4 separate regions of the Mus musculus genome follow, and regions 2, 3 and 4 are each linked to region 1. The links are chromatin loops, found by intact Hi-C in ENCODE. Cell type or tissue: heart. All regions are shown on one strand. Region 1 holds the start of Zfp637 (zinc finger protein 637). Region 2 overlaps Hnrnpf (heterogeneous nuclear ribonucleoprotein F). Region 3 holds the start of 4933440N22Rik. Region 4 has its middle 12 kb from the start of Gm23908.

What was found. Peaks named below come from ENCODE experiments on the same cell type or tissue, not always from the same donor. Only the 100,000 strongest peaks of a DNase experiment are listed, where the experiment ranks them.
Region 2: a loop joins it to region 1, with 4 times the contacts of the local background. A loop is called at or near these places in 16 of 42 quality-filtered maps.
Region 3: it touches region 1 in a loop (4-fold over the local background); 7 of 42 quality-filtered maps call a loop at or near these places.
Region 4: it touches region 1 in a loop (2.1-fold over the local background); 4 of 42 quality-filtered maps call a loop at or near these places.

What each region holds. Positions count from the first base shown.
Region 1 is chr6:117,838,987-117,843,986 of GRCm38, forward strand. Zfp637 (zinc finger protein 637) reads left to right here and starts at 2,195. Exons shown (of 3, transcript NM_177684.3): 1 at 2,195-2,282; 2 at 4,267-4,406. The coding sequence starts at 4,337. In heart, CTCF peaks have their summits at 2,101 and 2,312; a DNase peak (open chromatin) is centred at 2,205; H3K4me3 peaks cover 2,092 bases; H3K27ac peaks cover 1,621 bases.
Region 2 is chr6:117,914,237-117,919,236 of GRCm38, forward strand. Hnrnpf (heterogeneous nuclear ribonucleoprotein F) reads left to right here. Exons shown (of 4, transcript NM_133834.2): 2 at 3,234-3,362; 3 at 4,863-4,923. Among named protein-coding and RNA genes, the nearest start is that of 4933440N22Rik, 8.5 kb to the left of the region's middle. In heart, no CTCF peak of the experiment used is centred here; DNase peaks (open chromatin) are centred at 2,745, 3,015 and 3,485; H3K4me3 peaks cover 3,759 bases; H3K27ac peaks cover 2,297 bases.
Region 3 is chr6:117,905,617-117,910,616 of GRCm38, forward strand. It overlaps 4933440N22Rik, which reads right to left and starts at 2,589. Exons shown (of 2, transcript XM_017321877.1): 1 at 2,488-2,589; 2 at 190-2,225. The coding sequence starts at 2,589. The coding sequence ends at 1,494. It overlaps Hnrnpf (heterogeneous nuclear ribonucleoprotein F), which reads left to right and starts at 1,166. Exons shown (of 4, transcript NM_133834.2): 1 at 1,166-1,223. In heart, a CTCF peak has its summit at 2,236; DNase peaks (open chromatin) are centred at 1,175 and 2,155; H3K4me3 peaks cover 4,544 bases; H3K27ac peaks cover 3,761 bases.
Region 4 is chr6:118,097,087-118,102,086 of GRCm38, forward strand. No RefSeq gene overlaps it. Among named protein-coding and RNA genes, the nearest start is that of Gm23908, 12 kb to the right of the region's middle. In heart, a CTCF peak has its summit at 2,319 (motif pointing left); no DNase peak of the experiment used is centred here.

The DNA.
Region 1 (5,000 bases):
TGAGCCATCTCTCCAGACCCTGTTGGCCATATTTCTATCAGAATATTGTTTCTTTGCCTTGTTGACTTACATGATGTCTGTCACTAGGGTTTCCCCCTTAACTCTGTCATGTGTTGTCTTCCTTTAGTGGTATTGGCCACAGTGTTAAATTTTAACCTTTTTCTTTTTTGGTTTTTTTTGGTTTTTTTTTGGGGGGGAGAGGGTGGTTTGTTTGTTTGGTTGGTTGGTTGGTTGGTTTTTGGTTTTTCGAGACAGGGTTTCTCTGTATAGCCCTGGCTGTCCTGGAACTCACTTTGTAGACCAGGCCGGCCTCGAACTCAGAAATCTGCCTGCCTCTGCCTCCCAAGTGCTGGGAATAAAGGCGTGCGCCACCACACCCGGCTAACCTTTTTCTTATTTTTGTCCATTTTATCGTGGTTGCAAACGTCCTTTCCTACACTGAGATCATGATCACATTAATTCAGTTTTTCTTCTGGGTCTTTTGTGGATCTGTGCTTTATCACACATTTGATCCACGTAGAGGGTCTCCGCATAGGAGGTCATTTGAGCAGTTTCTTTATCCAAGTAGTGAGACTGTCATAACTAATGTCACTGTCTGAATTATCATTCCTTCCCCTAGTGATGTAAGGTACCAGGGATGGAGATGTCTGTAACAAGCATTTAAATACGCACTGGCAGAACTCACCCCTAGCCCTCACTCGGCACCCTCCCCCCTTCCTGATGCAAGTGTTAAGATGCAGGTGGTGGCTGAGGACTATGCCCCATTTAAGATCTTGGCAAGAACCATGTGTCTAGGGACTCTGATCTTTCAACCCCAATCGTAACCACTCTATCAAATGGATCTGGGCCAGTAAGATGGTGTGTAGGTAATAGTGCCTGCTGCCAAGTCTGATGACCTGAGTTCGATTCCCTGTAGGAAAGGGTGAGCCCACTCATACTAATGATTCTCTGACCTCCACAGGCACAGCAAGACACCCCTCACATCCACACACTAAACAAAATGGGATCTTTTTTTCCCAAAAAATACGTGTACCCAAGTCCTCAAGGCTGTTAAGAGAATCTTTGCAGATTTATGAAGGAAACATGAGTTCTTGTCTCCCCTGATGGCCCCCTTTTCCTACCGATGCTTTGTCAACTAAAACTTGTCCTAATCCCACATCTGGTCTCACAGAACAGAGATGTCCTGTGAAGTCAAATATTTCATCCAGTCTGACACATGTAATTCTGGGAAAGGAACAAGGGCACTGCAAGAGGAACATTTCTTATGGTCTCTTTCATTCAATAGGATAGCTAAATCTACCAAGGGAAGACTCTGGGGGAGGCTCACTACGAAAGAAGTCAAGTCAGGGCTCCAGGGTGAGACTAATGTCCTTTAGAAAAGCTATTAGAGGCAGGCAGTGGTGGTGCACGCCTTTAATCCCAGCACTTGGGAGGCAGAGGCAGGCGGATTTCTGAGTTCGAGGCCAGCCTGGTCTACAGAGTGAGTTCCAGGATGGCCAGGGCTATATAGAGAAACCCTGTCTCGAAAAACCAAAAAAAAAAAAAAAAAAAAAAAAAGGCTATTAGAAATGCATATAAATAAATGCAGTCGATGGACGTTTAAGGCATCTTAAAAGAGATTTTATTGAATGGATGCTCAATTTCATCCACGCCCCTCTCAGGACCAAAAGGGCTACTCTCCCATCTCTAATAACTAATTTTAGAGTGTTCAAATCTCAACCCTTGTGTCATTAACTTCTTCAGTTAGGAAGACAATGTTAGTGTCCACTCAGGGAATACTGTTCCCTCGAGTTCCCTTGGCTCAGAAAGTCTCCCGGGCCCCGCGTAGGTGCCCTATGGGGTCCTGGAGCCGTCGGACCTGGGCTCCCCACAAGTGAGCGCCCTGGGTCGTACAACTAGTCGGGGTAGTACCTAAACTCCGAAGTCCTGCAGTGCCTCGTCCATCTTTTGGGTGAAAAAAAACTTATTACACGGACCAGAGAGTATTCCTGATTCTTTGTCCGAAATACTTGGTCCCGGCTCCTATAGGGAACCCTGAGTCTTCTGCAGTTTTAACGTCATAAGCATTCCCAAGCTTCAACCACCGCTCCTCCACAGGACGGCGCTCCCCAACAACCAGAAGCAGCCACCGCGTTTCTGCCGCAGCTCGGTCGCGGCGCTTCCCACAGTGCCTCGGGGCGCGCGCGGGCTCCTGGGAGTTGTGGTCCGGCGACGCGCAGCGTTGCAGCGGCTGCTACGGGCTCGGCGCCGGCTTTGTCTGTCTGCGGGCGCGCGCCGCTGCGGTGAGTGTTGCTGAGGCCGGGGCTGTGCGCCCGAGAGAGGGGGCTGTGTCTTGAGCCTGCTGCTCCGGCCAGGGCGCGTGAGCAGGCCAGGCTGGCCGTCCGGGCCAAAATCGCCAACCGCAGACAAGGGTGCGCTGGTCGGAGAGCGGGTGGGCCGCGGTGTGCTGCGGAAGGGTCCTGCTGCAATGTCGGGGTCCCTGGGAGGCTGGGGCCCCGCGAGCGTGGGAGGGGCCACAGGAAGGTCCAGCTAGGCCAGGAGAGCAGAGTTCACGCCTAGGGAGAGAGCCTAGCAGGGAGTGGCGTCCAGCGTGGGGGGAATTCATCCTCACCCAAAGCTCCTAATCGCACGTTAAATTGCCTCATTAGATTTTTCCCAAACCCTACAGATCACCCTGTCTGTCCTCCAGCCCTCTCTCCTGAAAAAGCACCATTTTAGGTCTTGGATTTGTAGGGCGTGTCTCAAATGTAAGAGATCCCTCACTTTCTGGTCCTCAGTTCTTCCGAGAGCTAGCTAATTGAGATAGTGTTAACTTGTTTACTAAGAGAAGAAACTGGAGTCGGGGCTGTTAGGTTGTTCTGCTACAGGGCATACACCGAGGGAAACAAGGCAAAAAATTCAAGTCTCTCGGGGCCTAATTCTGAGCTGTGGTAACATTTCTGATAGGAAAAGCAGCGTTTTGTGTTACGAAATCACTCTCTTTCAATATCTTCAAGAATTTGATTGCTCTGACTTGAACAGGTTCTTCCTTGACAATTTCCTGTTGTCAGTTGTCCTGCTATTAATCAGGGAGTCTGGAGACACAGCTGAGGCATGTTGGCTACTTCTTAGCAGGTAGAGGAGTTCAGGTATCTACCGTGTTCACTCATTTTGACTTAACCATGTTCTCTAGACACTCCAGAGACAAAAAAGTCCAGCCCCAGGGAGTAGCTACCATGTGCTTTTCTTTGTGAATCACAGGGGAGTTTTGTTGGCTTTATTTTTAATCAATAATATCTCTAAGTGAATGCATTTGCAGCATGACAGGGGACCCCTTTATAGCTTGTGTTCCAAGTTGGAAGTGAATCCTTCAAAGATTTCTTGACATCAGGCTATATAACTGAATGGATAGAAGGGTTAGCTATTTGGTTAATAAAATAGAAAATCGTACCATCAGATTGCTAATTCATTAAGCTAGGAATCCAGCATTTTGACCAGACATACTGAAACAAAGATTATACTGTACCACTATGTAAACAAAGTGTACAGATTCAGGAATTTGATCCTTAAATAAGCATTCCATGGGGGGTGGGGGGAGGGAGTGGTGGTTTGGGTTAAGAGCCTACTAAGAATTACCAGAAGGTAACAAGACCTTCTTTGTTAGGTCCTTGTAACTTGAGGGGAGCTGAAAAGGAAAGCTGGAGCTATTTCTTCCTAACACCAGTCAGGAAGGCTGGTGTGCTGACTTCTTGCCTGGAAAGTAGAGAACCCCAATTTTTTATCAAGACCAAATGCAAGCAGAGCGGCCCTTACCTGGGGACTAACAGTACAGTAGGCACTCCTACTTCTCTGCTATCTGTTTCCCTCTGCCTCCTTGCTCCTAGATTCATTTCTGTTTGGTCAGTCCTGCTATCTTCCCCACCCCCACCCCAGCCCACCCTGCCCAAACATTTATTTATGATTATATGTAAGTACACTGTAGCTGTCTTCAGATACACCAGAAGAGGGCATCAGATCCCATTACAGATGGTTGTGAGCCACCATGTGGTTGCTGGGAATGGAACTCAGGACATCTGGAAGAGCAGCCAGTGCTCTTAACCATTGAGCCATCTCTCCAGCCCTCCAGTCCTGCTATCTTTAGCCCACTTTGCAGTGACATTACCTCAGAAAGTCTGGATTTCCTGTGTTTACACTCCAAACTGATCTCAACTCTCAGGTCTGCCCTTTATTGTTTGTTTTTTTTTTTTTTTTTTTTGGTTTGGTTTATTTATTTTTTCTGTCCCTCAGGTTCTCCAGACCAGCCCATGGAAGAATCATATGAAGAGGCGGTGATCAAAGTCAGCGAGCAGGAGTGGACATGTTTGGGTTCCCAACAGCTACCCTGCTGGACTGTCATGGAAGATACGCCCAGAATGTAGCCTTTTTCAGTGAGTGAGTCAGCTGGTTGCTGGGATGACGTCAGAGCCCCTATAAGAAGATGCATTCATTTGGTGAAGCTCACTGCTCTACAGGTTGCAGGGAAAGCCTGCAAGCTGGGATTGGAAATGATAATCAAAACAAAGCAAGAAAACAGTTTGAAGCCGGACAGTGGTGGTGCATGTCTTTAATCCCCGCACTTAGGAGGACGAGGCAGGCGGATCTGTGAGTTAGAGGCTAGCCTGGTCTGTAGAATGAGTTCTAGCACAGCCAAGGCTATATAGAGAAACCCTGTCTTAAGGGAGAAAGAAAGAAAAAAGGAAAAGCAATTTGATATAGAGGTGATGTTGGGGTTGTCTCAGGCTGAATGAACCTTGAACTCTGAGCTCTAACCCCGAGTATGAGACACATAGGGAAACAGGGAAGAGCTAGAGTGCACGGCCTTGTCCATTTCCAATGTAGCTTAATAGGCCAGAATAACGTGGACTTTAAAAGAAAGAATTCCAATCCTGTTTGCAGTATTAAAGAAGTTCCTTAAGCTTCAGGCTTTTCATCTGTACACTGGAACAGACAGTAAGCTGCATCTTGTAAGAATTCGAGGCCTA
Region 2 (5,000 bases), 75 kb after region 1:
GACCTAAGTAGTAGTACTCTTGGTAGAAACAACCTAGATTTCTCTTTCTCAGCCATGGGGTCCTCACAGAGGGCCTTAAACATGTAAAAATTATGTCTGTGCTGTCCTACAAGGCTCAAATTTTCATTTAGTACTGTTTCACTTCATAATATGAATTATTTATCTACTTTTGATGACGGGATTTAGAATCTTAAGATTAGGTGATTTTTTATTAGGTGTGGTCTCCTGTAACCCCTGTCTGGCCTGGAATTCAGTATTCCAGGGGATGATCTTAAACTGCTTATTGAGAACAGATAGCATCTTGCTTTGTAGCTTTGGCTATGTTGACCAGGCTGGGCACTGCCTCTTGATTGTTGGCCACCCCTCAACCCTTATTCATTTTTTCCCTCTATGTGAGGATAGCTTTGTAAAAGTCAGTTCTCTTCACCATGTTTGCTTCAAGAAGTGGTCAGGCTTTGCCACAGTCACCTTTACCACTAGGTGTGAGTTTCTGAGCTTTCTGTCTTCAAGTGCTTTGGCACATACAAACACTTGAACTCCTCAGTCACCATACTAGGTTTATTTGGTGGTAGGGATAGAACCTAGGGTTTGAGTTAGGCCTACTTGAACTAACATACTCAAATTTGAGTTTTTATAAGCAAGACTTTGGGGATTGGTAGCATTTTTATAATGGACTATTTCAAACAAAGGAAAAAAATGAAATGAACTGCCATTTAGCTCCAACAGATTTTCAGTGATGGACATTTTCCTATACACTGCAGATAGATAATTTCTAGATAAATCTTAAGTCTTACTACCTCACAACTGTTTCTAGGATTTGTCTGTTGAAAACCAACTTCTTTTTTTTTTTTTTAAGATTAATTTATTTATTATATGTAAGTACACTGTAGCTGTCTTCAGACAATCCAGAAGAGGGAGTCAGATCTTTTTATGGATGGTTGTGAACCACCATGTGGTTGCTGGGATTTGAACTCCAAACCTTCGGAAGAGCAGTCGGGTGCTCTTACCCACTGAGCCATTTCACCAGCCCCACCAACTTCTTATTAATACCTTCCTGTAACAATATATGAAATGAACCCACAGAAGCCAGAATTAGCTGCCTGACCTGTGTACAGGAGCCAAATTCTACCTAGCTTTCTGGAAAAACAGGAAGGTGTGCATATGGTTTTCTTTGAATCCCTCTTTCATTCTTTTAAAATTCTTTTTTCCTCAGCTCCCCAAATGTTGAGATAATAGGTATCTGCAGTGCTACCATTCAGCTCCAATTCCTTTATTTTGGAACATCCACAGATTGTACAAATAGAAATTTGTGGTCAGTGTTCATTTGTGTCAAGAGCATAGGAGGAAGTAGCTGAGCTGGTCTGGAGTCTATGTACAGCATTCCATTCAAGAGGCTGGAGCAGGAAGATTGCAAAAGCTTTTTGGAAAAAGCAAAATTGGGAGTTCAATTTTAGCTTAAAAGTTCCATATTGAGTTGGAGCTCAGTATATGGAGCTCAATCACCTCTACATAGTCTCAAAAAATAATCAAACATGGGCCATACATTTCAGGTTTTGCTTCATTTTGTTTTCTTTTTCAAGTCTCTTGATGGTTAAGTCCTACCTTGACTTTACTGGAAAGATTAGGTCATTTCTCATTTTATCTTGTCTCTTTAGTTCTAAACATTTCTACACAACTTTACCATGAAAGGTTATTTAAGATTATTTTTTTTAAGCCTAAGCATTTGCAGCTATCACCAGCTTTAGTTTCAGGTTTCTCTCCTCCAGTTTTTGCAGAAAATAAACTTTAGTAACATTTTAAAGTAGTTATGTATAAGAGTGCTTGCAGTGTTTTCACTACAAGTGTGCTTAGGTCAGAGGACAACTTTAGCCCCTTCTCCTGTGGGTCTTTTGGGGGTTGGTACCCTCAGGTGTCAAGCTGGGTGCCTACCCAGCTAATGCCTTTCTTTCTGCATCTTTCTGGGTCCTTAAAACATAGGCCTTTGAAATAATCTAATCAGTTCTCAATCTAATTGCTTTGAATTAAAATACATTTTGTGATTGCCTCTTGGGTACAGACTTTATAAGGTTCATTTTTATACATGTGGGCCAATTACATTCAAAAGTCAAGCCCCCCTTCCACTATGTGGTCACTGGGGAACCAAACTTAGGTTGTCAGCTTCTAGAAGTCAAGGGCTTTGGGGGAACTCAAGAGGAAGCCTAGGCAGGCCTCTGCCCCCGGAATGCTGGAATTAAAGGTGTGCACCACCACACCCGATATTAATATATGTAAAAAAATGAGACAAGGCCGGAATTAACTCGTACACACTATATACACTGGTATCGGCTTTAGATCCTCCTGCGTTAAGCCCCCTGAGCGATTAAGTGCGGCCACCACGTCTGGCGGAAGTTTTTAGTTTTTTAAAGTTTATGTTTCAACATGGAAAATATCCTCGAGCCCATGGTCAAAAGAAAAAAAGCAAGTATTGGGTGTCGGCAGGTCTTTATCCTGTAGCATCCCAGTGCTAGGTGATTCGGTTTTACTTTGCTGCGTCTTCAACGCCTCATTGCGCTCCCCTTTCCAACTGTAGCTGTAGTCTGGACTTTGCTCAGGTGGCTGGCTCCTTTACCCAGAACTCGGCGAGAAGTCTTCCCCTTTCCTTCCCCCACTTCCGGCGCCGGCCAAACCCACTGTTCGCGGGCCACACCTGCAGGCACGCTTTTCTCATTGGTGACATATTGGCGGGCCCGGCAGGGCACTTCCTTCTCTGCACCCCGTGACCCCAGTCCGACTGCCGCTGTAGATCACGCGGCTGCAGCTTCCCGGACTCCGGACCCGAACGCCCTTTTCGGCGTGGTGAGCCCCGCTTCCCGCCCGAGCCTCAGGCTCCAGGCAGCGTACTTTACCTGGTCACCTAGAAGTTTCCCTCTTGGAGCCTTTCCACCCTTCGGCCTGCGCGAGTTCTTGCTCAGCCCTCTTCCCCGCCCTGAGTCTTCCCCTCCACCACCCTCCGAGGCGCAGGAGCCTCCCATCCCCCGCCCCCGCCCGGAAGCTCCCGCCCGAGCCCGCGCAGGCCCCGGGGCGGACCTTCCTGCCCGGCAGGCGCTCGCTGCGCGGCGCGGTCGACTACCGGGCGAAGGCCGCGGAGCAGCGTCACCTTGCCCTCCGCCCTGCTTCCCGCCAAAACGCTCGTCTCCAGGGGCTCCGCTTCCACAGAAAGCGTTTGCCCATGGTCATTGGAACTTCCATTTCAGGTTGAGAACAAAAAGATGCACCTGGACTTTCCCCGGAGCCCTCTGCGTTTTTAAGGCGTCGGGTGGAGTTTGAGTTCGTAAGCCGCGTTCCTTACTGAATATAGAAGTCACTTCTACCTTCCTCCCCTGGTAAGTTTTAGAGCAGAAAAAGGCAGTAGTTTTGAAGCCGCGGCTCTCGTGGTCTTAAGAGTGTAACTTTCTGAGTAAGAGAATCTGCCTGGACGCGCTCCCGGCGTTCCGGAGGTTAAAACTCATTTACAAAATGGAGGGAGGACGAGGGCGGGCTCCCAGTGAAAACTCCGGCGACTTCCTGGAACACAAAGATGCACGGAGGAGGAGGGTGCAGCAAGGCTCCCACCAAGCGGGCCCGAACAAAAGAACTAGGTGGGTGGTGCTTGAGCCGCCCTGTTTGTTCGGCCGATAAACTTAACTAGTCCAGGATTCAAAGGGCGCACCTCGTCTATCTTACCTGGATCTACCTGAAGGCAGCGAAAATCCAGTTTAACCAGTATCACTGACTGGGTAGCTTCCTAGAAAAGCAGTCTCTGCCTGATTTTTTTTTTTTTTTAAATAGTGCATTTTCTTTAGTGCTCAAGTTGTGGAAATTAAGAGGGCATGTAGGCCTTGGCTGGCTACAGTATTAGGAGCCAGTCACCCAGAATGATGCAAATGGATCCGGTAGCGTGTCTTGCAATTAAAACCAAATCTCTGGGTGCTCAAACAGTACTTCTAATGAGACCATTCCATCTGCTCTTTTTGCTGGGCATGTCTCCACAGTTCACATATTCACAGGTCTTGTGCCAGTACGTTAATGTAGGTCTAGCTGCCAGCTGCGTGCCCTGTGGTCTCTCCAAGGGAGGCTACAGGTATTACCTACCACACTGGGTAGAAGATCGGAGTTGGAAGAAGGGGATCCAGTCATTACAATTTTATGGGCAGGAATATGGTTGAAACTCTGAAGTGAAACCCTGTTACAGAGTCTTTGAAACTTTTATTTTAAAATAGGCTTAGCACCCTCCCATACCTTAGTAATAATCACAGAAAGTATGAGACAATGCAAATGCAATTACCTCTACTTTAAGACACTAGGCAAAAATTACCACATTTCCAAAATGAAGAATGCAGCATAAGTTTTCATAGGATTCAGCTCATGTCCTTATCATTTAAGGATAGCCTTTTCGCATGGGTTATGATTAGTGAAAAGCATTGTCATCTGGAGGTGTCCCCTGACCCCCACCACACCCCCAGCAGGGGGGACAAAATAAAACAGGATTTTAAGTGAACTCTACATTGCCTCTAGAGGAATTTCAGGAAGTGCCCCCAGATCCCAGCTCTCTCCCTTTGCCTTCCTTCATTTAAATTTTAAATTTCTCTTACATTTAAATTAAGCTCTGATTAGTTCTCTGCTAAGTAAATGAGTTGTTTGCTGATGTCCTCTACCCAGGAAAAGATGAAACAAATAATGGAAACCTAAATATGTTGGTCCTAGGGCTATAATAAATATATTTCTGGACATGAGCATCTTAGCTTGCTCTGAGCCCAGCTCCCAGAAGGTCCCTTCTGTACAATAATGCATGGAATCTGAGGCCATGAGACCAATCTTGGGTTTTGTGTTTTGTTTTTTTAAAGGAAAACTTGTTACCTTCCATTAAGTGTTTCCTACAGAAGGCATCTGTGGTGGTTCTTTAAGGTAAGCTATTAAAGAGAAGTAATTGTAAATTAATTTGTTAGTTTGCTTTGGAGAAACAGTCATTAGTGAGTTTACTA
Region 3 (5,000 bases), 67 kb after region 1:
TTGCACCTTTCTCTGGCAATAGTAAGGAACTTTAAAAATAAATAAAACCACCCAAGGAGCAGGGTGAGAGGTCTCAGCAGAACTTGCTGCACAGGCCTTTCAACCTTGAGTTTGATCAGGACCCCACATGGTGGAAGGAGAGAACACTCAGGATTGTCCTCTGACTTCAGTTGAAAGTGTGGTGATAACTCGCACGAACTTAACAATTTTAATGCCCCACTCCCTGGGCAAACAAACAAACAAACATCAGAGGTGGGGGATGTAATTTGCCAACTACAAGGCTCTGGGTTTAGTGCTCACGAATACTTATCTAACTTTTGTAGCATCTGTTTTCTATCATTTGACTTCTATTTTTCTTCTTGGACAGGTTTTCCTCTCAAAGTTTTCTTTCCTTTTTCTGGAGTTAGTCTGGTGTGTTGTTTTATAAACGTTTCCTTCATCACTGTAGTTCACTTATAACCAGAGATTATTCTGAACGGCCTTGTAATTTCTCCAGTGTTTATATAGACAGCAGCTCGCGACCATGCATTGTAGCCTCGGCCGCCTCCATGCAGAAATGGAGTTCGTAGGAACCAGCTCGTGTTCCTACGCCCGCCTAGGCGGCTCTGGAAGCTTCAAAAATAATCTTCACTTTAGCTTGTATCTCGACATCTCGCAGAGAATCCTCCCAAATTATTACACATCAAGAAAATCTGTCCCAGCGTTCACATAGTGCTGAGAGTTAGAAACTTCAGACAAATCCCTCCGGACTGCCTGAGATGCCCTTAGGCGGTCTTTCTTTTACATAAGACACCATTCTAGTTTTCCGCACGCATGCGGTCATTGATTCCTTTGGGATCACTTTTCGGGATGCGGAGACACGCGTGCAGAATTCAGCGTCCACCGACTCACCAGCCCACAGGTCTCTTTATGGACAACCCCCTCCACCTTGCTGTCTCCCCCCCCCCCCTCGTTTGCCCGCCCCCTCCCCCTGCTACCCCCCCCCCGCAATGTTTGCGCCTGCGCCGTCACTGTCCTCTCCGGGACTCAGAGGCGGGTCCACAGCTCTCTAGTCCCGCCCCTCTCCCTCCCCCGGCCAATCCTAGGCTCCGTTCTGGGCTCGTCAGAATGGCGCCGCGGCTGCCCTGTGCCCGGATGTCCGCTGCCTGAGGCTCCGCCCCATCACCGTCTTGCATCCTTCCGGCTCCGTCGTGGAAGGAGGACTGCGCCTCGTCTTCCTGAAGGTGGGGTTCGGGGAAGGCCAGCCCGCGGTCACGCCGGCTGTGGGAAGGGAAAGTGGGCTCCCCGGGCTACTGTTTCCGGGTGCTCGGGGCGTGGGCCGAGCGGGGAGCGGACCGGGGATCAGGAGGGCTTCCGGAGGCGCCGCTGGCGCTCGGCAGGCGGGAGTTGAGGAGCAGGCCGGCCGCGCGGTTGACTCGCCCCGCTGAGGCCGTCCCGCGAGCGCGCCTGTGGGGGTTTCCATGGTGACAGTAAACAAGCCTCAACTGCCTCAGCTACAACTGCCAAGTCCCCGGGGTTCCACCCTCCTCTAGGTGCTCTGAGGGCCGGCGAGGTCCGGATGTGAGTGGGAGCGTGGAGCCGAGAAGCCGGAGGTGAGGGCCGCCGGCGGGGTGTGCTGGCGCCTGGGCCCGGCGGGCGTTGGATGGCGGGCGTGGGATCCGGACTCGGAAGGAACGGGGCCGAGGTGGCCGCCGCACAGCCATAGCCGTGCGGAGGCTGCCCACGGAGCTGGGGACCGCGTGGCCGGGGTTTGGGGTCGGGAGCCGAAGTTCAGCGCATTTTCGACGGGGATTGGGCCGCGTGGCCGAGGTGTGCGGTCGGGGGAGCGGGGACTGAGGGCTGGAGTCCGGTCGGTAGGGCCGGGCCTCTGGGCTGAGGTGTGCGGAGGGCCTGGGAGACCGCAGCCGCGGCCCACGCCCGCCCGGAGAAAGCGCGGCTTTCCTCAGAGCCGCCCCCCCACCCCGCCCGCAGGCGCGGCTTCCTCGGCGGGATATTGGGGGGGGGGGTGAGGGTGGAGCGCTTCTCACCCACCGCGGCTTACGCTCTGTCAGCGGCCCCCCGGCAGGCCCGGGCGGTGGTTGTAGTTTGGAGAAAGACGAGCGGGCGCTCACGTGGCCCGAGGCGCCCGGAGTTTCACAAGACTGGGCGGGACGGCTCCGCCCACCGCCCACGCCCGGCCCGAGCGAAGCCGAGCGCCTCGCTTCCTCCTCGTGGCGGCCCGGGAGCTAGGAGCACCGGTCTGCGCCGGTCCCGTCCCCCAGAGGTATCGTGTTAGCGTGTGGGGTGCGGAGTCTTTGCCTAGGTGGGTTAGTCGGCCTTAGCCGCAGTTACGAGCACTTTTGTGCTGTGTTTGTGGAGCCTCACGTGTCTGGGAAAAGTTGAGGTGGGCCCGCTCGGCCTTCCCTCGGCGCGTGCTCTCCGGAGCCTTCCCGACCCGGCGGGATCGGAGAGGCAGCCCCATGTGCCCTAAGACTCCCACCCAGCGACCTTTTCTGCCCCTGCCAGTCCGGGAACAAACAAATGGGCCTCTTTCCTACCTGCAAGTCGGGCTGCGGAGTAAGCGGGCGAGCGAGCGCGGGTGGCCGCCATGTGGCTGTGCGGGATCGGTCTCCTGAACCTGGGCAGTTTTGTTTACGGAACTTTTGGGCTTATTTTAGTCGGTTTCCTTTAATGTTTATTTGTGCGTGGAGGTGAGGGGATAAGGTGAAGAAATGGATTTTTCCAGCACTGGGTCCTTGGGATTGAATTGAGGGTCCCTGTCACAATGATCTATCGCTCTGTCCAGGGGGTGGTTTAAATATTTAATTCTTCTAGTTGAACAAGACAGACGATATCTGGAAATAGTTAATACTTAAGTCTTTCTTCCCTTCGTGCTGCGGAGTGGAGGTCAAAACGTGGTTCAGTTCTTCCATCTGTGTATTCAGACTGAGCGCAGGTAGCTAAGGTCTGGCAAAAAGTGCGTTAGCCCATTGAACAATGTCGAAGTACTTTTGAGTACGCCGGGTGGCTATGCATGCTTTTGCGCTCAGCGCTCGGAGGTAGATCTCAGTTGAGAACAGTCTTACAGACCAAATCCTGACTTAAATTTTGAACTTTCTGCTTTTCTTATCTCCCTCGTGTTGCCATTAGTCTTACCAGCCTTTTTTTTTTTTTTTAAGTTACAAATCATTATGTAGCCACAGAGGATGACCTTGAATTCCAGATCACTCAGCTCCACCTCTAGATTGGAGTACTAACTCGACCACACCCCATTAGTAGTTACTGGGCATGGCAGGCTTTAGGCACGCTTTGTCAGCCCCATTCTGTCTGTATTATGCCCGTTTTTGTAGTAATTTTTAAAAAAGATTCATGGTTTGATTTGAAGGAAGGCCTGGGCACACTGGATCTAAAAGTAAATGCAAAAGTGATTACTTGTTTCTTGAGGTAGGGTCTAACTATTATATTACGCCTTGGCGCAAAATTACTGTATATTTAGATAAGGCTGGCTTCAAACTCAAGCAACACACCTACTTTTGCTTCCATAGTGCTGTGAATTGCTGGCATTAAAGGCATGTATCACGAAGCACAGCTAATACAAGGGGGTGTGTGTGTGTGTAACAGCTTTCTTTTGTTTTTCGAGACACGGTTTCTCTGTATAGCCCTGGCTGTGGCTGTCCTGGAACTCACTTTCTAGATCAGGCTGGCCTGGAAGTCAGAAATCCGCCCACCTCTGCCTCCCAATTGCTGGGATTAAAGGTGTACACTACCACGCCTGGCTGTATTTTGTACTTTTGAGATGTTTGGTTTTGTTTGGGGGGGGGGTTATTTTGTTCTTTTTGGATTTTCAAGACAGGGTTCTCTTTGTAGCCCTGGCTGTCCTGGAACTCTGAAATGTTTGTTTTATATGTGATTATATTTAAGACTTTAGTAAATGCCGAAATAAAACTACTGACCATTTGCTTACCAAAAAAATTTCAGTTCTCTGTGTAACCCACAAGTGAATGGTTGTGGGCAGATGATACCAGTAACATGGAGAGGTCAGAGAACAGCTTTTGGCCCACTTTGCTACTGTGTCTTCTGGGATAAAACTGGGGTCACCAGGATTTCAGCAGGTGCCTATCATCCCTTTCTCTTAAAAATTTTATTTATTTTGCTTTTGAGACAGGGTCTCTATGTTGTAGCTCTGGCTGACCTGTGGCTAGTTCTTTAGATCCGGCTGGCTTTAAACTCAGAACCTTCTGCTATTTCTTGAGTGCTGGGACTAAAGGGTGTATACCACTACTCCTAGGGTCTAAATTTTTTCCCCTCTGATGTTCTGAAACGGGGTTTGTCTGTGTAGCCTTGGCTGTCTTAGAACTCACTCTGTAGACCAGGTTGTCCCTGAATTTAGAGATTGGGCTGCCCCTGACTCCCAAGTGATGGGATTAAAGGTGAATACAACAATTTAGCTCCTTCTCAATTTCAAAAAGTGGAGTATGCTTGCTTTAGTCTTCCTTCCACTGCTAAGATTGAGTGCAGGAGTGCCACATGTAAAGTCACTGTGTCCATGTACCCAGAGAGATGCCTGTGTAGCCCAGGTTTGAACTCCTGCTGGTCAGGTGCTGGGATTCCAATGTAAGATTACCATTACAGTCTGGGTGTTCTGATTATCAGATTATTTCTATTTGAGTTAGTGGAGGCCTATAGACTTAATGTCTAGTTTGTTTGTTTGTTTGTTTGTTTGTTTTAAATTCTGTTTTTGGAGACAGGGTTTCTCTGTAGCTCTGGCTGTCCTGGAACTCACTCTGTAGACCAGGCTGGCCTCGAACTCAGAAATCCGCCTGCCTCTGCCTCCCACGTGCTGGGATTAAAGGCATGCGCCACCATTGCCCGACTAGTTCTTAATATGCCATCAACTTCACATTTCATTTGTTAGCATATTGTTTGCAAGGTCCTATCTTGAGTGAGGGGCCAACATAGCGTTTCTTACAAAACATTTAGATCTTGCTTTGTTTCCATTAATATATATGTAATGGTTAATT
Region 4 (5,000 bases), 260 kb after region 1:
AAATGATACTAGTAATGATAATGAGGTGGTATTAGCCTAAATTCTGTCGATAACTAGAAAGCAAGATGATAGTCCAAGCAATGTTGTGGATTTCATCAAAACTCTATTCTACCATTATAGAATTGTAATGTATCCAGACAACTCACTCAAAACTGAGAAAACTAGAGGAAAAAGCAGAAAAGTCAAATTGCTTTGTAATTATTAAATAAGTTGAACATGTGGATAAAAACAATTGTCCCAGATAGAAAAGTTCATGTCCAAGTGACTTCCAGGCCTTTGGTTTTTTTTCCCAACTATTTGTGGAAAAAAACCCAGTTTTTTTTTAAAGAAGTATTTATTTTTATTTAATGTGTATGAGTGTCTACCTACATATATGTATATGCACCATGTGTGTGCCTGTTGTTCTTGGAGGCCCAAAGATGGTGTCAGATCCCCTGAAACTGGAGTTGCAAATAGCTGTGAATTGCCATGAAGGTACAGGGAACCTAACCCAGGTCCACTGCAAGAACAGCTAGTGCTCTTATCTGCTGAGCCACTGCTCCATCCCCCAAATACGTCTCGTTTTTACAACCTTCTAGAAACAGAGTGAAAGAGACCACGTGTTTGCAGTGGCATCTTGCTGTGTAGCCCTGCTGACTCTGAACTTGGGATCTTCTTTTAAAAATATTTACCATGTATCTTTATTTATGTGCATGGGTGTTTTGCCAGCACACATGTCTGTCTGTGCAGTATGTGGACATGCCTGGTACCCATGGAGGCCAGAAGAAGACATCAGGTCCCCTGGAGCTGGAGTTACAGATGGTTGTGAGCTGCCAAGTGGGTGTGGGGAGCTGAGCCGGTTCTTTGCAAGAGAAGCCAGAGCTCTTAACCCTGGCCCCAACCTGAGCTCTCATGCCAGCTTCGCAGGCAGGATCATGCCTGCCTCAGTAGTATTCTTTCCCAGCAGTGCTTTCTAAGGATTGCATGGGTTGTTTGGGATTCTTCTGTGTTTTCACAGGCGTTTTAGGATTTTTTTTTAAATCATTCTGTGAAGAATCCTGTTGACATTTTGATGAGGACATGTTACATCTGGACTCGCTTTTCGTAATACAGCCATTTTAATGGTATTAATTCTGCCAATATATGAGCGTGGGAGGCCTTGCTGTCTGCCGTGTCTTTTTCAATATCTTTCTTCAGTATCTTCCAGTTTTTATTTGGAGGACTTCCACCCTCTTATTAGGGTTATTCCTACATTTTTCTTTTCAACTATTCGAATAGGACAACCCCCCAAATGGTTCTCAGCCTGTGGGTTGCAACTCCTTGGGGGTTGAATGTCCCCTTTCCAGGGGTCACCTAAGCACAAAGTTACAGCTATGAAGTAGCAATGAAATCGTTTTATGGTTGGGGTCACCACAGCCTGAGGAACTGTATGAAAGGGTTGCAGCGTTAGGAAGGCTGAGAACCGCTGCCTTAAATGCTTTCTCTGAAGCTTTCTCATCGCCATGATAGAAAAGTGGTGGCTCTTGGTAGAGAAATGTTGTGTTTTACCATTTTGCTGAGAGTTTTCAGTTTGTGTTTTTATGCGTTGTTTCTCTGTGGTTTTTGTGTGTGTGTGTGTGTGTGTGTGTGTGTGTGTGTGTGTGTGTGTGTGTTTTCTCATTAAAAATTGTTTTCTTGTTGCGGTTGTTTGTTCGCTTGCCTGTTTTCTAAAGAGAGAAAGAGAAAAAAAGGCCATGGAGTTGAGTGGCTGAGAGGTGGGAAGGGTCTTTGAGGAGCTGAGGGAGGAGAAACTTATCAGAATATATTGTATGATTTTTTTCAAAAAAATAGAGAGAAAAATGATAGTTCTAAGACTTTTCTGGTGGAGTTTTTAGGGTCTTTGTTTGAGTGTGTGTATTGTTCTCTCGATCTCCATTTTATTAATTTCTCCCCTGATCTATCTATCTATCTATCTATCTATCTATCTATCTATCTATCTATCTATCTTCCTTCCCTGCTTCCTTCCTTCCTTGTTTCCTTGCTTCCTTGCTTCCTTCCTTCCTTCGTCTCTTTCTTTTGCTATCTATTGCTTTTGGGTTTGGATTTTCTTATTTTTCTAAGACTTTGAAGTGTTTCGCTGGGTGAGATGAGATCTTTCTAATTTCTTGTTCATTTATTTTAATACAAGCCTCATATATTTCAGGCTGGTCTCCAGTTTGCTGTGCACCTGAGATCCTTGAGACCCTGGCCTACGCCATTGCCCGGTGACTTTATTAGACAAGTGTTTGAGGTCTGCTGGGGCGGTCTTTACCTTACAGCTTCCTTTCTTTGCATACCAGAGGCCTCTGCTGGCCACACTTAAGGTTGCAGTCTATAAACTGAACAGGTTTTCTCACCTTCCTCAGATGGTCCCCCCAGGGGCTACTAATGTCTTAGCTTTGGGGGTGTGGCCCCTGAGTGTGTGGGAATCAATGAGAGGCTGGGATCATTTCAGGCAGAGGGCTTGTGTTCTTGCTTTCAAGCACTGTTGGGCATTAGTCACCCTGCTGAAGGAAGGAAGCTGTGGTGTATCAAGTCTATTCATGGAACCTGAGTGACTCTTCAGCAGTGACAGGTAGGTGGCTCCAGAGAGAGGTTGATCCACTGGCTGGCCTTAGGCTCAGCATTATGCAACTCATGATGATTGGCAGCGGGTGAGATCAGGTCCTAGCCAGCCAAGAGAGCTAGCTACCCTTTCCCTGTGGATCTCTCTACCTGCCTGAGCTGAGCCTGCTGCTCTCTGTGCCCTTGTGATTGTCATTGTCTGGATGGATGCTCTGTTCTCCACAACTCCCTCTGAGTTCTGGTTGTCCTTCCTGACCTCAAGTCCCCAGAGTAGCTCAGTTTTTACAAAATAAATGTTTATTAATTTTTTTCCAAATTACGTAAAATATATTTTGATTGCATTCACACCCAACTCTTCCACCTAACTTCTCTAAGATCAGTCCTTATACCTTCCTGCTCCACTTTAAATTTATATCCTTTTATTTCTAAGTTTAATAACCCATTGATTCCAGATATCCTTTCTATGAACTTCTGGGAATTGGGGTCACCTACTGAGGTATGGTCCATCTACTAGGAGCCACAGCCTTAAAGAAAACGGACTTTCCAACCCCAGAAGCTATCGACTGTTCTTAGCTCCTCAGCTAGGGTTGGGGCCTCATGAATTCCTTCCTATCCCATGCTAGAATGGTAACTGTGCAGGCAACTACAGCTGTTTAAGTTCACAAGTGCAGAGGGAGGGCCTGTCATGTCCAGAAGACACTGTTTTTGCTCCAGTGACCCCTAACACCTGGCTCTTTCTTACAGTCTTTCCACTCCTTCCATGTTGTCCCCTAAGCCTTGGGGGTGGTTATAAAGATTTCCTGCTTATGCTCTGCCCTTTGGCCAGTCGTGTGTTTCTGCATTAGCCACCATTAACTGCACAAAGAAATTTTTCTAATGGAATTTGCACTAATCTATGTGTAGAAAGATACAAATTTAGAGGGCAGTTTGATACTACATCTATTTAGCAAAATAATAGTATTAATTTCACCCTTGGGTCTGGTGGGCTCCCCAACAAAAGGTTCTTGACCAGATTTTCAGTACCAGGCATCCTGTATTTCCTCCTGTGGAACAGGCCTTAAACCCAATTGGAAAGTCGAATGTTATCCCCACAACATTTATATATAAGTATATATATATATATATGCATACATGTATATGTGTATATGTGTGTATGTGTATATGTATATACGTGTATGTATATATATATATACATACATATACACACATACATACATACATACATACATACATACATACATACATACATACATATGTGTTTTATTCTTAAATTATAGCATGTGGTCTGGATGGTGCAGCAATGCCTGTCTCACAATGGAGAGGGCAAGAATATGGTGGTTATTCAGTCCACGTGGCTGGATGTCTCAGCGGTTGAGATTGGAGTCCTAAGGAAGTTGGTTCTAATACTGATGAAAGAACGCCATAGCAACAAACGAATGGACTTGCTAACAAGAGTGAGGCCTAGCAGGCAAAGAGCAAAGTTTCCTTCTTCCATATGCTTTCATGTAGGCTGCCACCAGAAGTTGTGACCCAGATTTATTGTGGATCTTCTTGTTCCAAATAATCAGAATAATCAAATTCCTCCCAGGAGTGCCCACCTTAAGTTTTAGTGAATCCTAGATGCAATAAAACTGACAACTATGATTATCTACCACAGTGACCCTGGACATATTTTGCCACACTGGTGGCTATTTAGGCAGCTTATAAAATACAGGTTTCCACGTGGCTCGTTCAAGTATCCTTAGAAGTGACTTTTCCTTTCCTCACCCACCCACTCCTGCCACTCCCCTCTCCATGTAAAACTCTCCCCCATTCTTTCCATTTCCTCCTTCATATTACCTGTTATATCCACTCTCATTTACGATCTCTCTAACCTCTCTCCACCGATGGTCCCTTTGTAGTTCTACAGATTTTACAGGTACTCAAAATTAAACACACACAGACACTAAAGTTTCAACATTAAGAGCCACATGTTAGTGAGAACATGTTTGTCTTTCTTCTTCTGTGTTGGCTCACTCAGTATGTTTTCCAGATTCATCCATTTACCTGAAAATTCCTCAATTTCACTTTTTCTTTATGGTCAAATGAAATTCTATTGTATATAGGTACTACATTGAGTGAAATTTTATTGTATATAGGTACCACTGTATAGAGGCTCCACACTGTATACAGGTACCACACTGTATATAGGTACTACACTGTATATAGGTACCACACTGTATATGGGTACTATTGTATACAGGTACCACACTGTATATAGATAGGTACCATACTGCATTGCCATTCATCAATTAATAGACATCTAGGATGTTTCCATGTCCTAGCTATTGTGAATAGAACAGCTATAAACATGGGTGGGCATGCTTGTCTATAGCAGGGAATAGTCTTTTGGGTATGTGCTCAGGAGTGCCATCATTGGGTCATAAGGTAGATAGGTC